Linked DNA regions of Homo sapiens: region 1 is linked to region 2. The links are chromatin contacts, found by Hi-C or POLR2A ChIA-PET in ENCODE. All regions are on one chromosome and are shown on one strand. The core of a region is the stretch at or near the end of the contact, and the rest is flanking DNA. Distances in the headings are between cores, read along the strand shown.

Region 1 (3,509 bases), core at 162-2,661, 49 kb before region 2:
GCAATGATGGCTCACTGCAGCCTTGAACTCCTGGGCTCAAGCAATCCTCCCATCTCAGCCTCCCAAGTAGCTGGGACCAGGGGCACATGCCACCGCACCCAGCTAATTTTTGTATTTTTAGTGGAAACGGGGTTTCACCCTGTTGCCCAGGCTGGTCTCAAACTCCTGGGCTCAAGCGATGCACCTGTCTCGGCCTCCCAAAGTGCTGGGGTTACAGGCGTGAGCCACTGCGCCCGGCTGGAGTTGTAGGTTGTTAGCCACAGTTTGCTTTCACATGTAGCGGGTATCGGGTTCTTGATCCTGGCTGTTGTCTTTCCACGGCCTTGTGTTCACACTGTGTTCGGAAAGGAAGCTGTGGTCTTACAGGTCTTCACACATCAGTGCTTTATGTGCGCCTTACAGATCTTCACGGATCTGTGCTTTATGTTGCAGGAGGTCAGTAGGTTTAGGTTGGTTGGGTCTCTTCAAATGTGAAAAGTCCCCACATATCAGCCAGGCACAGGGGCTCACACCTGTAATTCCAGCATTTTGGGAGGCTGAGGCAGGCAGATCACCTGAGGTGAAGAGTTTGAGATCAGCCTGGCTAATATGGTGAAACTCCATCTCTACTAAAAATACAAAAATTAGCTGGGCTTGCTGGCGGGCACCTGTAATCCCACCTACTCGGGAGGCTGAGGTTGGGGAATCGCTTGAACGCCGGAGGCAGAGATTGCAGTGAGCGGAGATTGTGCCATTGTACTCCAGCCTGGGCGACACAGTGAAACTATGTCTCAAAAAAAAAAAAAAAAACAGAAAAAGTCACCACATATCAAGGAAACGTGTCCCATGAATGGGGCCTTAAGAGCCTGCTCTTTCATGCTGCATGAGTCCCCTGGCCCCCAGCCCGCCCTCCTCATCTCCCCTCAACCCAACGGCCTAGGACCCCACTGATGCCTCAGGGCCTGGAAGCCTCTCCCGCCACACCTTCTCCTGGTCCTGGGATGGCGAAATGACTGCTCACAATGTGGCCAGGATGGATGGAGGACATCATATTGTTCCTCTAGCCCAGTATTCTGAGAACCCGCTGGCTGTGATTCAGAATAAAGGAGAAATGAGGCCTGTTTCTTGGGCAGTGGAGGTGGGGATTTTTTTTTCTTTTTAATTTGGATTGAAGTTTTTAGCTGTGAGTAATGGTTGGCTTGTGCCAGAGAAGGCGGCACCTGTGCACAAGGATGGAGCCCAGAAGGCCTGAGCCTGGGGTTTAGGAGCCGCTGGGAGAGGCGGAGCTGCAGAAAGGAGCCACGGAGCTCCTGGGAGAGTGGGGCCCGCGTCGTCTCAAGCCAGCAGCCAACACCACCCCCGAGATGGCTCCAGCTGGGACACAAAAGGAACCCATGGTTGTGCCGGGAAGTGTTGCCACAGCAGATTTCCAAGAACTGATTCTCAAAGAGAAGCCAGGCAGGGCTCCCAGCCCTGGCTCTGGGAACGCACAGACTGGGGGCTCCTAAACCCCTGAGCGCCACAGCCTCCCCGGGGAAGCCGGACCCTGTTAGCTCGTTGCACTCGATGGCTCCAGGCTTTTCACATGGGCGGAATGGAATGAACACGTGTGGGAATCATGACGAGGATTCCCAAGCCGCTTCCCAACATGGTAAAGTTGTAGGGTAGAACATTCCCACTGCAGACAAAGGCGTTCCTCACCCAAGCCTGAGCACACAGATGGTTAGAAATAGCCCAGGGCCACGTGGTGGGGGGGGGGGGGGGGCGCCTGTAGTCCCAGGAGACCAGGCAGGAGAATCGCTTGAACCTGGGAGGTGGAGATTGCAGTGAGCCGAGATCATGCCACTGCACTCCAGCCCGGGCAGCAGAGGGAGATTCCATCTCAAAAAAAAAAAAAAGAAAGAAAGAAAAAAAAGAAAAAAGAAAGAAAAAAAGTAGCTCAGGGCCGAAGTAGAGTGGGAGAAGGGCCCAAGGGCAGGGGTGGCCTTGGGGTCAGGAGGCAGGACTTTCATCGTACTGCAAGCAGGGCCAGAGAGGCAGTCTATCCACGTGCCTCCATCTGTGTGTACTCCTGTCTCGGTCTCCAGCACGAAGCAGGTGCTTGGCCATCATTTTGGGGAAACTACTGCCCATGGGGGCCTCCTAGGTTCCCAGCCAAGGTGTCTGAGCAGCTGTTTGCTTTGTGCTCTCGGCTCTATAGGCCAAGCAGGCTAAATCCACTTGAACTACAGTAATTCCTTCCTCCTGTGCTGGCTGGACACCTCACTGTGACACAGCACACCCTGCGGTCTCCTTTGGACTAGGCAAAGAAGGGTCCAGATCACCGCACAGGACCTTGTTCATTTAGGTGACAATGATCTCTTGAGGGTCTACAAAGGAAGAACTGGGAAGGCAGTATCTGGGGAGAACGTGAGCCTTAAACACAAACGACACCCATGATTTCCTTCATTACTAGGTGAGACGTGCCCCACAGAACAAGGACAGGGTGCAAGGAGAGCTGACAACTGGGGCGAACCACACTGCAAGCACTGAGCTAGTCTGATGGGGGAGGGCGGTGGGCAAGTGGGCTCTGTGATGGCAGCGCAAGAGGGAAGACCCGGCCCCCACTCTCATTCTTAGCTGCATCCTGGCAAACTCAGGCCATAGTCCAGAGGCCCCTTTCCTCCATCCTACTGAGCAGCCAGTGGGGTTGGAGGGGGCATGAGATGTGGCCCCTGCCCCAAGACAGAGACAATAACACAAACATCTTCACACCACAGGGGGCCCTAAATTTTTGATCAAGCACTTTGACCACTAAGTAAATTTTGAGTGCCTTCCTGTAAGTAGTAGGTGAATAGTGGCCCTCAAAAAGATATGTTCATGTCCCAACCTTTGGTACCTGTGAATACAACCTTGTGTACAATAAGGGTCTTTGGCCGGGCACGGTGGCTCACACCTGTAATCCCAGCACTTTGAGAGGCCGAGGTGGGTGGATCACCTGAAGTCAGGAGTTTGAGACCAGCCTGATCAATATGGTGAAACCCTGTCTCTACTAAAAATACAAAAAAATTAGCCAGGCATGGTGGCATGCACCTGCAGTCTCAGCTACTAGGAAGGCTGAGACAGGAGAATTGCTTGAACCTGGGAGTTGGAGGTTGCAGTGAGCCGAGATTGCACCACCGCACTCCAGCTTGGGTGACAGAGCGAGACTCCGTTTCAAAAACAAACAAACAAACAAACAAAAATAAGGGTCTTTACAAAGGTAATTGACTTAGAGATCTCAAGATGAAAGCATCCTGGATTTAGGGTGACCCTAAATACAATGACTGTGTCCTTATCAGAAGAAGAAAGGACGCAGAGGCCAGGTGCAGTGGCTCACACCTGTAATCCCAGCACCTTGGGAGGCTGAGGCGGGTGGATCACCTGAGATCAGGAGTTTGAGACAAGCCTGACCAATATGGTGAAACCCCATCTCTACCAAAAATACAAAAATTAGCTGGGCATAATGACATGTGCCTGTAATCCCAGTTACTCGAGAGGCTGAGACAGGA
Region 2 (3,980 bases), core at 412-2,911:
AGGAAGGCAGAGTCGCCCGCTACCAACCTGTCCATACCCACCGCTCACCTTCTGGTGTACTTTTCCCAGCACACAGTAACTACATGACGATATAAATAAAACCAAGCACACATACATCTCAAATGTCAGCTATGTTTCGTAGACCGCCTTTAAAATGCAATTTATCAGTGTTTTTCCAGACATTAAATATCCATAAAACCCGATTTTTCTACGTCCTGTTTTGTTTGTTCAGTACTGATTTTTTTTAAAATCTGGACTTGACTGCTCTCAGGCAGAGAGCTGTTCTGTCCATCCTGTCCCCAACAGGCACCAGTCTTTACAGAGTGAAACCCATGGTGACACATTTAGGCCCTATCTGATTGGTGACTGAATGGCTGATTCCAAGCTACAGCTTGAAGCCTCTGAGAGGCGTCCCCAGAGCACTCCCAAGCCTCTCCCGACTCTGAGAACAAGGGGGGTAGGGCTGAGAAACTCTGCTGTACTCAGGGTTTCTTTTTTATCCTGGAAGCTGCTGCAATCCACAGGCGAGGGTGGAGAGGGAGTGACCGAGAGCAGGACAGGAAGCCACTCCACAATGAACTTGACCAGAGAGGCAGTGTAGTGGCTAACACTACCCATCCGGAGGCCGGACTGCTTGGCTCAAGCCTAGCTCCGTCAGTTATCGGCTGCGCATTTCGACAAAGCCACTTAACCTGTGAGCCACAGTCCTGTCCTCTGTAAAATGGGAACAGTGATAGCTAACAGTATCTAAGCCACAGGGCTACTGCGAAAATTGTATTTGGCAGTTACAAGGGTAAGCGGCACACTGTAAGCCCCTGGGTAGGAGTTACTGAATGCTAGTATTACTCTCAGACAGCCGTGAAAAGCATATTCCGAGACAGAAAGGAAATGATGCGAGGCAGGCTCACCCAACCTCTGCCCCTCCCCCACACCTTCTCTGACTCATCTTTTCTTCAGTGAGTTTTCTAATTTACCCGGGCAGAAGTGGGTGGAGGAAAAAGGACTGTGCGTGTCCACGCCCTGCAACCTCGAATAAGTTAACTTTTCTGCGTTTCTGGCTCTCCCATCTGCAAAACCAGGGCTGTACGGAGAAAACCCACGCAAATCAAACCCGGCAAAGGGGAGGCGCCTGGAGGCCAACCGGAGGAGCCTCGCAGCACCTACAGCCGGGCGACCAGGCCCTGGCTCCCCCGGCCCGGCCCCGCGCCCACCTTCTTCCCCAGGCGCGGCCCCGGCCGCCGCCCCCGCCTCGAAGTCGTCGACGCGCCGCAGCAGGTCGTGGCGCCGCAGGGAGGCGAGCAGCTCGCGCAGGAGCTCGGTGTGCCCGGGCTCCAGGTCGTTCTGCTCCAGCAGCATGGAGAAGAGGTCTAGGCCGCTCTGCACGCGCTCCAGCTTGCGCTTGCCCACGCGCCCGAGGCATAGGAACTTGAGCTCGGTCAGCTCGCTGCTCGACAGGCTGGACGACACCGAGTGCAGCAGCACCAGGAACGGGTCCATGGCGGGGTCTGCAAGCGGCCGGGGCTGCGGCCCGGCCCTCCGTGCGCCCTCTGTCCTCGGCTCGCTGGCCCTGGCCAGGTCTCGCCGCTTGCCCAGCGGCCCAAGGATTCCACCCCCGAACCTGCACTCCGGTGCCTGATTCACTACAGGAAATCGACAAGAGCGCGTTTTCGACCGTTATCTCGCGAAAACTAAGGGACCCGCGCATGCGTCCCTAGCGAAGCCGCAGCCGTTTCCGCCCTGGCTGGCGGCGCCGCGGACGGGCGCGGCTTCTGCGCCTGCGCCCGGCGTATCGTCTCTTTTCCGGGTGGGAGGTGGGGCCTTGGGTGTCCTGAGAGCCTGCAGGTGGCCCAGCTCTCTGCGGTGAGGGCGGTCGCGCCTCTGCCGAGTCCACCTGTTTGCAAAGCGCGGTGCGGCCCTACTGTGTGCAGGGCCGGGGCGGGGAGGGCGCAGCCCGAACGTCACGTGCCCTCACATCTGTTGGTGACCAAGGTTACTTATGCATTAACGTTTAGGGACAAACGTGGAAAATGCATTCTTTGGTGCCCCTGGAGACATCTTGTGTGTGCAGAAAACACTACTCAGAAGTTTATGTGCGTTTAAACATGTGATTTAAATAATACATGATTTCCAAAGTAGCAGTCGTTTATTCAATCAACAGTATTGAGCGCCTACTGTGCCAGGTAGTAGGGTCTGGGGACAAATTAGTGAGCGAAGCGCGAGGGTCCCCGCGTGCCCGGAGTTTACATCATAATTACAAAAGCGACACGCTCCAGAAGAGAAGGTCGTGGCGGCCGTGGTGGCTCAGCCTGCAATGCCCGCACTTTGGGAGGCTGAGGCAGGATTGATTGAGACAAGGGGTTCGAGACCAGCCTGGGTAACATAGTGAGACCCCGTCTCTATTAAAAAATAAAAATAAGGAAAAATAAGGAAATCGTATAGTATGCCAGAAATTCAGAAGAGCCAGGGGAAAGGGAGTCTCTTCACGGGGTGGGCGTGTGGAGGGTGGGGGGCCCGGTGGTCTGATGGGGCCTCTGTAAAGGCGCAGGTGAAGGCTGGGAGGGGCCGGGTACCTAGGTGTGGGGGGAAGAGCTGGGCACACGGAGAACAGAAGAGCAGAGCACAGGGGACGGCTGGGGTTCCAGGAGCAGCAATGCCGTGGGTCTGGAGGTGAGGAGGGGGTGCAGATTAGGAGAGCCCTCACCAGCCAACAAGGACCCAGCTTTACCACAGGGTGGGGCAGGGGCTGATGCCAGCTGAGTTTGTTTTCTTGAGATATAATTCACATACCATTCAATTCACCCTTTTAAAGTTATACTTCAGTGGTTTTTAGTGTAGTCACAAGGTTGTGCAACCCTTACTGCTGTCTAACTTTAGGACATTTTCATCACCCCAAGAAGAAACCCATTAGCATGTACTCCTCCCCTCCCCCACCAACCACGAATCTACTTTTTTTTTCTTTCTTTCTTTTTTTTTTTTTTTTTGCTGTTTTGAGACAGAGTCTCGCTCTATGGCCAGGCTGGAGTGCAGTGGTGCGATCTGGGCTCACTGCAACCTTTACCTCCCGGGTTCAAACAATTCTCCTGCTTCAGTCTCCTGAGTAGCTGGGATTACAGGTGCCTGCCACCATGCCTAGCTAATTTTTGTATTTTAGTAGAGACAGGGTTTCACCATGTTGGCCAGGCTGGTCTTGAACTCCTGACCTCAAGTGAGCCTCAGCCTCCCAAAGTGCTGGGATTACAGGCGTGAGCCACTGTGCCCTGCCGAATCTACTTTTTAAAATCTATGGATTTGCCAATTCTGGACATTCCATGTGTACAGAACCATACAGTATGTGGCATTTTGTGTCTGGCTGTTTTCAGCATCATTTTCAAGGTTCATCCATGATGTAGAACATATGAGTACTTCATTCCTTTTTTTTCTTTGAGACAGAGTGTCACTCTTTTGTCCAGGCTGGAGTGCAGTGGCACAATCTCGGCTCATTGCAGCCTCTGCCTCCCGGGCTCAAGCGACTCTCGTTTCTTGTGCCTTAGCCTCCTGACTAGCTGGGATTGTAGGTGTGTGCCACTATGCCAGGCTAATTTTTGTATTTTTAGTAGAGACAGGGCTTTGCCATGTTGGCCAGCCTGGTCTCAAACTCCTGGCCTCAAGTGATCCTCTTGCCTCACCCTCCCAAAGTGTTGGGATTACAGGCGTGAGCCACTGTGCCCAGCCTCCTTCCTTTTTATGGATGCATACTATTCCACTGTCTGGGTGTTTGGGTGCCACAGTGTGTCTATCCATTCATCGGAGGATGGACATTGCCTTTGCTTCCACTTTTTGGCTGTTGTGAATAATGCTGCTATGAACACTGAGTTACAGTTTTATTTTGTTTATTTATTTATTGAGACAGGGTCTTGCTTTGTCACCCAGGCTAGAGTGCAGTGGCACAGTCATAGCTCACTGCAGCCTCCTGGGCTCAAGCGATCCTCCCATTTCAGCCT

The links. A loop is a pair of places that touch in the nucleus more often than their neighbours do. ChIA-PET counts read pairs that join two places held with the same protein, here RNA polymerase II (POLR2A). Pooled maps may share reads with other maps.
Region 1: a loop to region 2 is called in a map of ascending aorta, with 7 times the contacts of the local background. The contact joins the enhancer-like site here to the promoter of FADD in region 2. A Hi-C loop is called at or near these places in 12 of 168 maps with a recorded cell type or tissue (A673, CD8-positive, alpha-beta T cell, Caco-2 and 9 more), 1 of 37 single-sample maps with no recorded cell type and 6 of 50 pooled maps. POLR2A ChIA-PET finds 5 or more read pairs at or near these places in 15 of 52 experiments (A549, AG04450, Caco-2 and 11 more).

What each region holds. Positions count from the first base shown.
Region 1 is chr11:70,249,838-70,253,346 of GRCh38, reverse strand. No RefSeq gene overlaps it. Among named protein-coding and RNA genes, the nearest start is that of PPFIA1, 19 kb to the left of the region's middle. Within about 2 kb of position 1,411, at least 3 of the 41 ENCODE cell types and tissues checked have a DNase peak (open chromatin) inside an H3K27ac peak, as active enhancers do; they include ascending aorta and breast epithelium, where a contact is called at or near this core.
Region 2 is chr11:70,200,977-70,204,956 of GRCh38, reverse strand. FADD (Fas associated via death domain) reads right to left here and starts at 1,661. Exons shown (of 2, transcript NM_003824.4): 1 at 1,212-1,661. The coding sequence starts at 1,497. RefSeq lists silencers at 931-1,122, 1,172-1,251.